Regions from separate parts of the Mus musculus genome. Here region 2 is linked to region 1. The links are chromatin contacts, found by Hi-C or POLR2A ChIA-PET in ENCODE. All regions are on one chromosome and are shown on one strand. Each heading gives the region's core, a stretch centred on a gene start or an enhancer-like site at or near the end of the contact. The rest is flanking DNA. Distances are from core to core; before and after follow the strand shown.

What was found. A loop is a pair of places that touch in the nucleus more often than their neighbours do. ChIA-PET counts read pairs that join two places held with the same protein, here RNA polymerase II (POLR2A).
Region 2: a loop to region 1 is called in a map of heart, with 6 times the contacts of the local background. The contact joins the enhancer-like site here to the promoter of Clic4 in region 1. A Hi-C loop is called at or near these places in 23 of 37 maps with a recorded cell type or tissue (CH12.LX, Patski, adrenal gland and 6 more). POLR2A ChIA-PET finds 5 or more read pairs at or near these places in 4 of 5 experiments (Patski and embryonic stem cell).

The regions. Positions count from the first base shown.
Region 1 is chr4:135,270,420-135,276,295 of GRCm38, reverse strand. Clic4 (chloride intracellular channel 4 (mitochondrial)) reads left to right here and starts at 3,536. Exons shown (of 6, transcript NM_013885.2): 1 at 3,536-3,778. The coding sequence starts at 3,707.
Region 2 is chr4:135,310,200-135,316,075 of GRCm38, reverse strand. Gm12984 (a long non-coding RNA gene) reads right to left here. Exons shown (of 4, transcript XR_003955129.1): 4 at 5,152-5,876. Among named protein-coding and RNA genes, the nearest start is that of Gm12984, 7.0 kb to the right of the region's middle. Within about 2 kb of position 3,240, at least 1 of the 3 ENCODE cell types and tissues checked has a DNase peak (open chromatin) inside an H3K27ac peak, as active enhancers do; it is heart, where a contact is called at or near this core.

The sequences.
Region 1 (5,876 bases), core at 2,287-4,786:
AAGAAACCATGCAGGAAAGATGCTTACTGGTTTACTCACTGTGACACTCACTCACACAATCATGCTTAGCTAGCTTCATATACAGCCCAGGATCACCTGCAGAGGGATGATGCCCGCCATAGTAGCTTGGTTCTCCTGCGTCAGTGAATAATCAAAGGAAACCCTTATAGACAAGGCATAGACATGGAGGATGATCTGACCTGGGCGATTGAGTTGAGACTGTATTCTCAGATGATTATAGGCTGTGATGATTATAGGCTGTGTCAGGTTAAAGCCACTTTGGACTATATACAAGGAACAGACACACACACACACACACACACACACACACACACACACACACTCACAGAGAAGGAAGCAGAGGCTGGAGGAGGAGTGCTGGCAGTACCCAGCTTGCATAGGTGATAGCCAATGAATGTCTAAGGAGTTACTATCTTGAGCAAAGATCTGAAGGACGTGAGTGAGTGGGAATTCTGGGAGACAGAGGGTTCAGTGGGAGATGAGAGCACGCGCAAAGGCCCTGAGGCAGCGGTGTGCTTGCGATGTCCAAGGACTAGAAAGGAAGCTGCTGCAGCTGGGGTGGGGCACACAAGGGGGAGCAGGTGGGAATGAGGTCAGAGGGGTGTGTAAGGAGAACACACCTCCACCCATCTTCAAGCTTTCTCTGTGTTACAAAAACAACCAGGAGCACAGGGCAGGAACGTCTTGCCTTTCAAAGTTGGAAGCAAGGTGCTGTAGGACCTCCCGGAATAAACACTTTCTCTCCTCTTCGTCTTCCTCTTCCTCCTCCTCCCAGATCTGTCTGTGCTCCCATGCTCATGAGCATCAGAGTAGAAACTGAGACCCCTAGGCATGACTGTGACCAGGTTCCTGAGCACAGGTTCCAGGTCTGAGCCAGTGCCTGAGGGTGTCCGGATGAGCAAGGGCAGGACTTGGACCACCTCAGGACTTGGAAAATGTCACAGGCTTCCTCCCATTTAAGCAAAGAGACAGAAAGACCCTTTCATTGCTATTGTTTCCCTGTGTGGGCCATCTCTGTGCTGGTGGCTGGGAGCCAGCATGGGCCCAGCACAGATACATGTGAGGGAGTAATTTGGGGACCCAAAATGACTTGGATAAATCCTAACTGGGACCCAGTAGTCTTGGGGCCAATGTGGAGTCTTTTGAGGCTCTGCTGGGCCATTTTAAGTGTGTGTCTGTTTGAATTTACCATTTGGGATCACGGTGGAAAGGCTATACTGTGAGGGGACTTTAATCTGTTCACAGTTCTGTGAAAAATTAACAGGGGACCCAGTTCAGAGTCCAGCTGTCCCTTCTATTTGTTTCTGGTTTAAGCTTTGCTCCACAGGACAGCCTGCTGGCTTTTCTTACTTTACCACAAACTAGCTAGCCACTGAGTGGAACATGGCGCTGGCTTTGCCTGTAGGGGTGGACAGGACGCCAGAGGCTCCACGAGGTCCCAGCCCTCCCTAATTACACAAGGCGGTAACCAACACCACCCTCTCTAGTCTAGATACGGAACGGAAGTCTTAGGTTTCTGGTTACTTTGAGGCAGGGTTTAATGTAGCCCAGGCTAGCTTCAAACTCATTTTATAGCCAAGGATGACCCTAAACTCCTAATCTTCCTGCCTGCCCTTTTGGAGTGCAGGGATGACAGGCATGGGGCACCACACTCAGTTAGGCAGTGCTGAGAACTGAGTCCAGGGCTTTGAGCCTGCTAGGCATACAGTCTTCCAGCTGACCTACTAAAACTTTACTGTGCTGGGCAGTTGTAGCACAATGCTTTTAAATCCCAGCATTTGTGAGGCAGAGGCAGGTGGATTTCTGAGTTCCAGTCCAGCCTGGTCTACCGATTGAGTTCCAGGATAGCCAGGGGTATATAGAGAAACCCTGGCTCAAAAAAAAAAAAAAAAAAAAAATACGGTGATTGTTGGTTGCAGTGGTGGACACCTTTGACCCTAGTACTTGGGAGGTGGAGAAAAAAAACAGGCAGACCAAAACCCAAACCCTGGTGTGTGTGTGTGTGTGTGTGTGTGTGTGTGTGATGGCATTCTGTAGAAGTCAGAGGTAAGCTTTCTGGAGTTGGTTTTCTCCTTCTACCTTTAGATGGCCCCAACATCACATCCAGGTTGGAAGTCTTGCAAGGCAAACGCTTTTACCTGCTGAATCATCTTGACTGCCATTATTATTATTATTATTATTATTATTATTATTATTATTTTGAGGTAGTCTTGCAATATACCCAGACTGTCCTCAAACTCTCAGCCCTCCTGCCTGAGCCATCACCTGAGAGCCACGTATATGTCACCAAATCAGGCCGAGGTTTAGGGTGTTTAAGGCCACTGCCAAACTGTGAACTTAAAACAGCCTTACTCCGGAGCATTGATGGATCTAATTGCTGGGGCACAGCATCCTTCTCACAGAATCTAGCAACTTGGAGATGGGGTTGAGTGAGGATAAAGTAGTTGCAGGTTGCACTGCATTTTTACACATCATTCCAATTTGTTGAAGCACTCTGATCCACACTAGGCACAGAGGATGTGAGATAACCATGACACCCCGCTTCCATCCCCCAATTTAGCCTTTCTAATCAACTCACTCATCACCCTAGCCTGGGAGGTACCACAGAATGAGCAGATTAAGGAAAACCAGAAGGCAAATTTCCCAAAGGTGACATTCACTGACGGCAATTCCGCAGTAGACCGCGTGTCTCAGGCCCCTGTCCTCAGGGTGTAAAGTACTCGCCCCTGCGCGCTGAGTGGCACTCAGGTGACTCATTAAACTTCTCCAGGTGAACGGAAGACAGGAATCGGTCCAGGTGGGGCAAAACAGCACGGATAACGTTTTCAGAGTCAGGCGCTGCCTCAAGCACTGGGGTTGTGCTGGAGCGGGACGCTGTCCCACCGTTTTGGCCTAATTCAGAGCCCGGGACACAGGACGACTTTACAAGAACTTTTGAGTATCTTGATTTCAAATAGAGAAGGATCACGAAAGGAGATCCGCGGTCAGAAGGATTAAAAAGTTCTTAAGGACATGAAAACTTTCGCAAAAGTTTTCCAGGAAAAGGCGGCCGCGCCTAACAGAAGTAGCCGAGGAGGCCGCCGCCCCGGGAACCGGAGGGGACGATGAGTCCCTGCGGCTGCAGCGGGGGAGAGGGCGCGAGGCGGGCCGCCGCATGAGGTCACTTGGCACCCAACCAGCAGCAGCTGCGCCGCGGAGAGAGGCGGTGTCAGGCTCCGGCTCCAGGGACCTTCCCCGCCCACCCCCTGAGGGGCGTGGCTTCGGGGGGACCTCCCGGCCAATCCGCGCTGCCCAGCCTAGGCCGCGCCCCCAGCGCCCTCCAGGCTCCCTAGTGGTCGGTCCGTGGAAGCTAGAGCGCTCCGCTGTCTTCCTCGCCTGAGGCCACGCCCCCAGCTGTGGCCCGCCCATTTCCCCCCCACCCCTGCAGGATCCTGGCCACTGCTCCGCCCACGCCCCGCCCATAGGGCTCCGCCCAGCGGTTTGAAGCGGCCGGGACCGCAACCCCCTCAGAGTCGCGCGCGAGGCGTGAGGCGGTGCTGAGGATCTGAGGCCACGGGCAGCCAGACGCCGGGACTGTCCAGCGAACGAGCAAGCCAGCGAGTGAGCGAGCGGCGGGAACCCGCAGCCACAGCAGCCCCGGAGCCACAGCCGCAGCCGCCGTCCGCGGAGCCCAGCCCAACCGGCCATGGCGCTGTCGATGCCCCTGAACGGGCTGAAGGAGGAGGACAAAGAGCCCCTCATCGAGCTCTTCGTCAAGGTGAGCGCTCACCGTCCCGAGCGACGCGGGCTGACGTCCCCGCACCCCGAAGCGCCCCCACGCGGCATCCCCGCAGCCCGAGGCGGCGCCGTACCTCCCGCGCTCATTCCCATTGTCTGGGCTCCGCGCCTTCCCGCCTCGCAGCGGGACCTTGGCGGACCCTGCGGGCGCGGCGACAGGGAGGCGACTCCGCAGGGCGGGACGCGCCTCAGCTGCGCCGCGTGGGTACTGTCACCCTCCTCGCCGTGTCCGACCCCACCCCGCCGCGAGCCCCAGCCTCGGGCCGCGGGGCTGATAGCTCACCCAACTTACTGGAACGCTAGCGCCTGGCCCGGGTGAAACTGAAACTTTAACTTTGATACAATGTTAAATAAAGTAAAGGGGAGGAGGGACCCGGGAGCCGTAAACCCAGCAGTTGGGAAAAGTGGTCTAGGGAAGATCCCGAGTTCAGAGCCAGCCTTGGCTGCTTAGTAAACCCAGGGCAAGCCTGGGATAGGAGGGACCCTCATCCCAGCCCTCCTCCCGCATGGGGGAGGGGAGAATTTTTTTAATGCGGGCGTGGTGACTCGGCTATGACCCAGCAGTAGAGGCTTGAGGAGTCCCTCGAGTTCGAGGCCAGCCTGGGTTACAAATGTGAGCCTCCGGACACACACCCAAAACCCAGGCAACTAACTGCAAAGAAGAAGAAAAAAAAAAAAAAAGGAAAAGAAAAGAAAAAGCGAAAAGAAGGGTGGATGCCCCAAGGCTTCCGGAAAATACAGAGATTCCCGACTTGGGTTTTCCTGTCCGGTGTTTTACCACCATCTGGTTTTCTTGTTTCTCTAGCGCGCCTGTTTTCACATGATGCAACCTTTTGGCCGCTTTCGTTTGCTGTTGCCACCTCGGCAGGCAAGCCCGTTTGGTTTGAAAGAAAACCTGAATTCTCCGCTCTCTCGGGCTTAAAAAGGTTCATTCCTCTCGCCCTCCTCAGTTTGTAAACCCTGGAGCTGCCTTCTTCGCCTAGAAACGCTTCTCTGACTGCTCTCCGCGCCTCTCCCTTTTGGGGCGTAGCGAAGGAGGGAAAAGTTAACGCAACAAACATCTGGGTCCCCTGCTTTACTGAGCCTCCTTGGAAACCCTGACGTTCGTTCTGTTAGCCACTAAATATCCAGGCTTAGGTCGAAACTGGCAACACTAGAAGTCCAACAGGCATCCAGTACTAAAGTCTGCCCTTTCTTAGTTTTAATTTGAAAGAGCGGAAATTATCGAAGGATGTGTTCCAGAGATGGAAGGCAGAAATCTGCAGGGTGGTAACAATGTTTGCCTTAGTGTTTTCTGTTAGTTGCTGGTTTTAGAACTTTTTTTTTTTTTTGGTCTAGAGCATCGGCTCTCAACTGGGGGTCAAGACCCCTTTGAAAGATCAAACGGCCTTTTTACAGGGGTCACCTAAGACTATTGGAAAATGCAGACAATTTCATTACAATTCATAGCAGTAGCAAAGTTACAGTTATGAAGTAGCACCAAAAATAATTTTACTGTTGGGGGTCAGCACAACATGAAGAACTGCATTAAACTGTCGCAGCATTAGGAAAGAAAAGGCTTAGGGCTCTCAAAATATCACAATGTCTGCGACTGGAGGTGGCAGACAATACTTTTGAGGAACCTGAAGAAATGGGGAGAGGGTCGTGGAAAACAGCACAAAGAAGGGAAGACGCTAGGCTAGAGATAGCGACGGGACATAATGGTTTCCCTCTTCTTGTGAGAACAGGGTCTTACTCTGTATCCTGTGCTGTCTTGGAACTCATAATGCAGTCCAGGCGGCCTCAGGCTGGGATTATAGGTGTGAAACATCACGTCCGGCAGGAAGGAGCTTTGATAAACTAAACAAAGCCAAAGAAAGCCCCCAAACCGACTCTGAAAGTGTAGATGCTAGTCTGAAGAACAGTGCTTAATGGTAAAACCTTAGAGGTGCTAAACAACTTGGAATTCTAAACTGAGTCTTTTGGAAGGCAGAGGCAGGCAGACCTCTGAGCTGGAGGCCAGCTTTGTCTACATAGTGAGTTCCAAGCTAGCCAGGGCTGCATAGAAAACCCAGTCTCAAAATCAACCGCAAACACAA
Region 2 (5,876 bases), core at 1,991-4,490, 40 kb before region 1:
CTAGGTCCGCAGTAGTGGCGTGTGGTTTTTGATGCATCCATCATAAAATGCTGTTACAGTGTTTAGGGTTAGGCAGGAGGCCTGACTGACACTGGGGACCCAGATGGCCCCACTCACGCTGCAGCCGTCAGGACGCCTCAGTTCCTCACCAGCAGGCTCGTATTCCTTGATATCATTTCTTTTTCTTTCTTTTTCTTTTTAAGATTTATTTATTTATTATCTGTAACTACACTGTAGCTGTCTTCAGACACTCCAGAAGAGTGCGTCAGATCTTACTACAAGTGGTTGTGAGTGAGCCACTATGTGGTTGCTGGGATTTGAACTCAGGACCTTCGGAAGAGTAGTCAGTGCTCTTAACCACTGAGCTATCTCTCCAGCCTGATATCATTGAAGAGGGAAGAGTCTTCTTCACTGTGAGCAGACCCTGGGTCCTGCCTGCGGAGAGAGGCAACTGAGCACCAGCGATCCAGCACTAGTTCCCTGCCCTCTGCTCTGGAAGGGATGGGATGTCAGCAGACTCTTCGAGTTCCAGCCCGCCCAGACTTCCCCCATGCTGATGGCTGTAGCTGGAAGTTGCCAGGCCACTCACCCTGTGTCTTGGTTACTTTTCCATTACTGTGATAAAACGTGCATGACCGAGGCAACTTATAAAGGGAAGTGGTTAAATGGGCTTCAGCTTCGGAGGGTTAGAGTCCTCGCTGACAGAGCAAAACAAAAACACAAAACACAAGGGCAGGAACAACTGAGAGCTCACATCGTGGTCCTGCAAAGTATGACACAGAGCAAGATACTGGGAATGGCATGCATCTTTTGAAACCTCCAAGCCCACTCCTGGTGGACACATCCTCTACCAAGGACACACCTCCTAATCCTTCCCAATCAGTTCCACCAGTTAAGCATCAAGAATTCAAACACTGGAGCCTACCTGGGGGTCATTTTCATGCAAACCACTACAACCTGTACCTGTCAAGTGCAATCCTGAGAGCTGAACCCAGGCTCATAAAGACAGACCCTTGGCAAACACTGGTATTTTATCATACAACTAGGCAAAGTCCACTGATCCATGGCCTCTCTGCCTCTGTGAAATTCACAGTTCTGTGGACTGAGGACTCAGAACATTGGGCCTTCCTAGGGGACTGACTGACTCAGGCATGAATCTCCCATCCTGGATGTAGCCTTTAAACATTCACCTGGGCCAGTCTCCTTTCAGGAAGAAGGTGGAGGAGCTATGTGTCCATGTGGGTAGAGCTTGGGACCTGTTCCCGTCAGCCCTTGCTGGTGAGCTTGGGCAAGCCCTTATCTCTCTCTGGGGCTCTGGGTGCCCCTTATGGATGTACAGGCTGAGTTGGTATGTCTGATAATGCTACGGACTCACTTCTGACAAATGATAGGACATTTGAGGAACCACCATCACTGACGCATTCTCCCGGAAGCCAGTGAGGACACAGGGCCAGGTGCTGATGGAAAACGGGGCTATGCAATATCTGGGTGCTACAGGTCACACGAGGGACTCGCTGTCAAGACCTGTGACTGTATCCTTTACTATGACAAAACGGGTGGCAGAACGGACTCAGGGAGAGACATTGACAAGGGCTTATCTGTCACTGTGGTGAAGACGTGGCTGCCACAGTGGCTCAACCAGAGGCGGCAGGAGGTCCCGGTGTAGCCGCTGTGTTGCTTTTCTTAGGACAAGGCAGGCCACTGATGAGGCATTGAAAAAAGAGACGCAGCTAGACAAGGTGGCGCATGCCTTTAATCTCAACACTCAGGAGGCAGAGACAAGTGGATCTCTGAGAGTTTCAAGGCCAACCTAGTCTACAGAGTTCCAAAACAGCCAGGGCTACACAGAGAAACCCTGTCTTGAAAAACAAAAGAAGTATGTGCATGCATTCTTGAGCACACACACACACACCCCAAAATGAAAAAAAGAAAGTCTCACCCAGAGTCCAGCTTGGTTCAGACTTCCTGATGGAAGCATTGTGCAGGGAAACTCACAGGCGTGGGCGACTCAGAAAGCTGTGTCACCCAAAAGTCCCACATCTCTGAGGGATGGCTTCACGAGAATCGCATCATAGAGTTCTGCTTTCAGTTTCCCTTCCTTCTGTGACCTCAAGGGAGGCAGAGGGGAGCGAATGAGTCCTCGTGACCTCTCCACCTCTCTCAGAGTGAAGAGCGGCGGGTCCAGGATCCTTGCCACACACCTGGTTGTCTCTGAGTGTGTCTGCTGATGTCATTGCTATGACTACAGGGATAAGGGGTCAGCTGGTCACCACAGCGACCTTTGCTCCACCACAGAGGAAGGGTTGGACATACCTGGATGAAAAGCTAGGACAGTGGCTTGTTTGTATCTTGGTGGATCGGAAGCACTACCAAACAGTGACCTATGTGTATAATGCCCCGAAGGTTTCCCAACCTCCCACAAGCTGGAGTGTACAATGCATGGGTCTCTGGGTGGGGGTATTGCACATTCGAGTTGTCACCATGACTAAACAGGGCTGTTCATTTTGCTCAGTGTCTTCAGCTTACAGTGCACCGAGCTCGCGACAGATGACCAGCTCTTCTCATTTACACGTCAACCCTGGAGAGCGGTTGCTATAATTATCTGCGTTTACAAGATAAGGCAACTGAAGTCCCGAGGGGAAGGGACAACTCTAGCCAAAGCAAGCAGGAGAGGGGGAGGCAGGCCCAGCTTTAGTGCCTCAAAGCTAGCGTTTCTGTGTTTCTGTTTCCTGTCACCTAACACTCCCTCTTGAGGCATTCTTGGAAGCTGAAGGGTGTGGCAAGGACGGGGAGGCTGAGTTGACCTTCTCCAGGCCTCAGTTTCCTCGTCTGTAGAATGAAGCGATGCTTTGCGTTGAACTGAAAGCTAGAGATGGCTTTTCAGTGGGTCTCGGAGAAGAGTGTGCCTCTGCGAAACCCAAGAAGTGGGCTTCTTAAATAAATGCTGATGCGAGACAGGAAGTGGCCAAGTGTCTCAGAGCCATTGTTCCACCCCAGTGGAGGTGCCAGGATAGTTCAGGCAGGGTAAGAGGACAAAAACAAAACCGGGAGTCTTTATCTAGAACTCTCCTTTCAGAGCCTTCCAGGGAAACAGAAACTTCTGGACTGTCATTGCCGAGTTCCAAACATTTCAGAGGGCTCAGCAGGAAATCTGTCATCATCTGACCCTAGCCTTGGCATCAGCCATACAGAAGGCTGTCTGGGAAAGCCCCTCCCACTGGCAGCCTCTCTGCCATGGTCCTGCCCTGCACTGAATCCACCCTCCCCACAGCTGCAGTGGATCAGATGGCTGCCCAGCTCTCCCGCTGGGGTTGGGAGTCCCTTCTCTGGGCAGCAGCTTCATTCCTGGACTACAGAAAACCGTAGCCCAAGGACTCCGCATACTGTGTTTCTGATGCAGAGCCTCACCACAGGGTCACGAAGCGTCCTGAGTCCTTCTCGGCTGGTGCAGAAGTGTACCCTACACCCCCCCTCTGTTGGTGGATGGCAGGGCTCAGTCCCAGGGGTGTGATACTCTGGGAGTGGCTATGTTTCCCCAGTCTTGACTCTATCACTGTCTGAGAACCCTTTGAGGACTGTGCGGGACAGTGCTCCCCTTGGGTTCCCTCCAGGTTCCACTGAAGGCTTAGCATCGACTACGGTGGGTGTGCTCCTGGGTCATCTCCAGTGCCAGTCACCAAGAGCTCTGATCGCTCATAGCAGGACCCCCACTTCTGCTCCGCTCTGCTCCACTGAGTCCCTAGGTCCCTCTGTCAAAGGCTCCTACGGGATTTCTAAGTCTGTTCACTGGGATCAGGTTCATGGGCTCAGGGAGGAAGCCGAGGGCACAGGTTGCTTGTCCGTCTCATCTCAGCACCTAGGGCTGCTGATCTTCACCTTTCATTTGGGGAATTTACACGAGAGTCTTTTTTTTTTTTTTTTCTCTTGGTTTTGTATTGGGAGGGCTTGAGCCCAGGGTTGAGCATGTGTTTTTAAAAAGCGCCCTACACTTGGGAGCAGAGGCAGGCAGATCTCTGAGTTTGAGGCCAGACTGGTCTACAAAGTGAGCTCCAGGACAGCCAGGGCTACACAGAGAAAGCCTGTCTCGAAAAACAAGCAAACAAACAAAAAAGCGCCCTACAAGCACTCAGGAGGCAGAGGCAAGCGGATTTCTGAGTTCGAGGCCAGCCTGGTCTACAAAGTGAGCTCCAGGACAGCCAGGGCTATTCAGAGAAACCCTGTCTCGAAAAAACCAAAAAAAAAAAAAAAAAAAAAAAAAGCGCCCTACAAATGAGCCACAGTTTTCACAAGATTTTTTTGTCTTGTTGCATTTCTATTGCAATAAAATTGACATAAATCGCCGGGCGTGGTGGCACACACCTTTAATCCCAGCACTTGGGAGGCAGAGGCAGGTGGATCTCTGAGTTTGAGGCCAGCCTGGTCTACAGAGTGAGTTCCAGGACAGCCAAGGCTATACAGAGAAACTCTGTCTCAAAAAAAAAAAAATTGACATAAGTCGCCATGTAGTTCACATGTGCAGGTTAAGGTGGTATTTATTATTATGGGTGTTTTGCCTGTATGTCTATATGTGCATCCTGAGCACACAGTGCCCTCAAAGTTCAGAAGACAGTATTAGACCCCCTGGAACTGGAGTTACACACAGTCGTGAGATGCCACATTGGTGCTGAGAATCCATCCCAGGTCCTCTGCAAGAGCAGCCAGTGCGCCCACTTCCAGGCCCTGGCATTTCCCCACACTGGGAAATAGAGCCTTCATAGGACAAAGGGCCTCTCCTCCCATTCATTGATGTCTGTCTGACTTGACCTTGAACTCTTGATCCTGGTGCCTCCAGCTTCCAAGTATGAAATTATACTCAACTCTTTGTTTTAAACCTGTGACAGGATTTGAACCCAGAACCTTGTGCATGCTAGGCAAACATTCTACCACTTGGCTACACTCCCAACCCAAGGGCTTTTTTTTTTTTTTTAAATATGAGTACATTGTAGCTATCTTCAGACACACCAGAAGAGGGAATGGGATTCCATTATAGATGGTTGTGAGCCACCATGTGGTTGCTGGGATTTTAACTCAGGACCTCTGGAAGGGCAGTCAGTGCTCTTAACCGCTGAGCCATCTCTCCAGACCCCCAACCCAAGGTCTTGATGTTCAGGCTCTGAGCGGTTCTCTTCCTGCCTTGGCCTCCCTGGTGCTGGGTTTATGCACACATCGGTGTCCGGGTGTCACAGCCTTTCTTCTGAGTGCTGGCAACTGCAGGCTTTTAAAGGTCTCGAGGTGGGTGGGAGGTGACCGAGGAACTAAAGACACCTCTGTCTCCAGGCACCTGAGCACCTACTCGTTCCTCACAGTCCCACTGTTTGCAACGTGTGGACGCAAGGCCTGGGGAAGTGAGCAAAGCTGTCTGATGACAGAGCTGACCACCAGCCTGTCTACACTGGTTTGTCTACTTGGCTTGGCTTCCCACGGGCTGAGACTCTGGGGTTGCATACCTTGGAACTCCATAGATGCACTCCATGGCTTCGGGTTAATGTTTTCTCTGGATTCTCCTTGGGGACAGCAGTCAAGCTGGGCAGGCGCCACAGTGTGAAGGAGGTAGGGCGAAGGGGAGTGAGTCAGACACACACTGGACAACTGACTGAGAAGAAGGCAGTGGGTGGGAGGCCAGCATCCTGTCTTCATCTTTATTTACTTATTCTCCTTCGTTATTTGTTTGTTTGGGGGAGGGTGTTTGTTTTTGTTTTAAACATGGTCTCTCTGCATAGCTCTGGCTGTCCTGGAACTCACTCTGTAGACCAGGCTGGCCTTGAACTCACAGAGATCTGCCTGCCTCTGCTTCCAGAGTGCTGTGTGTGTGCCACCACACACCCAGTGGGGCCCCA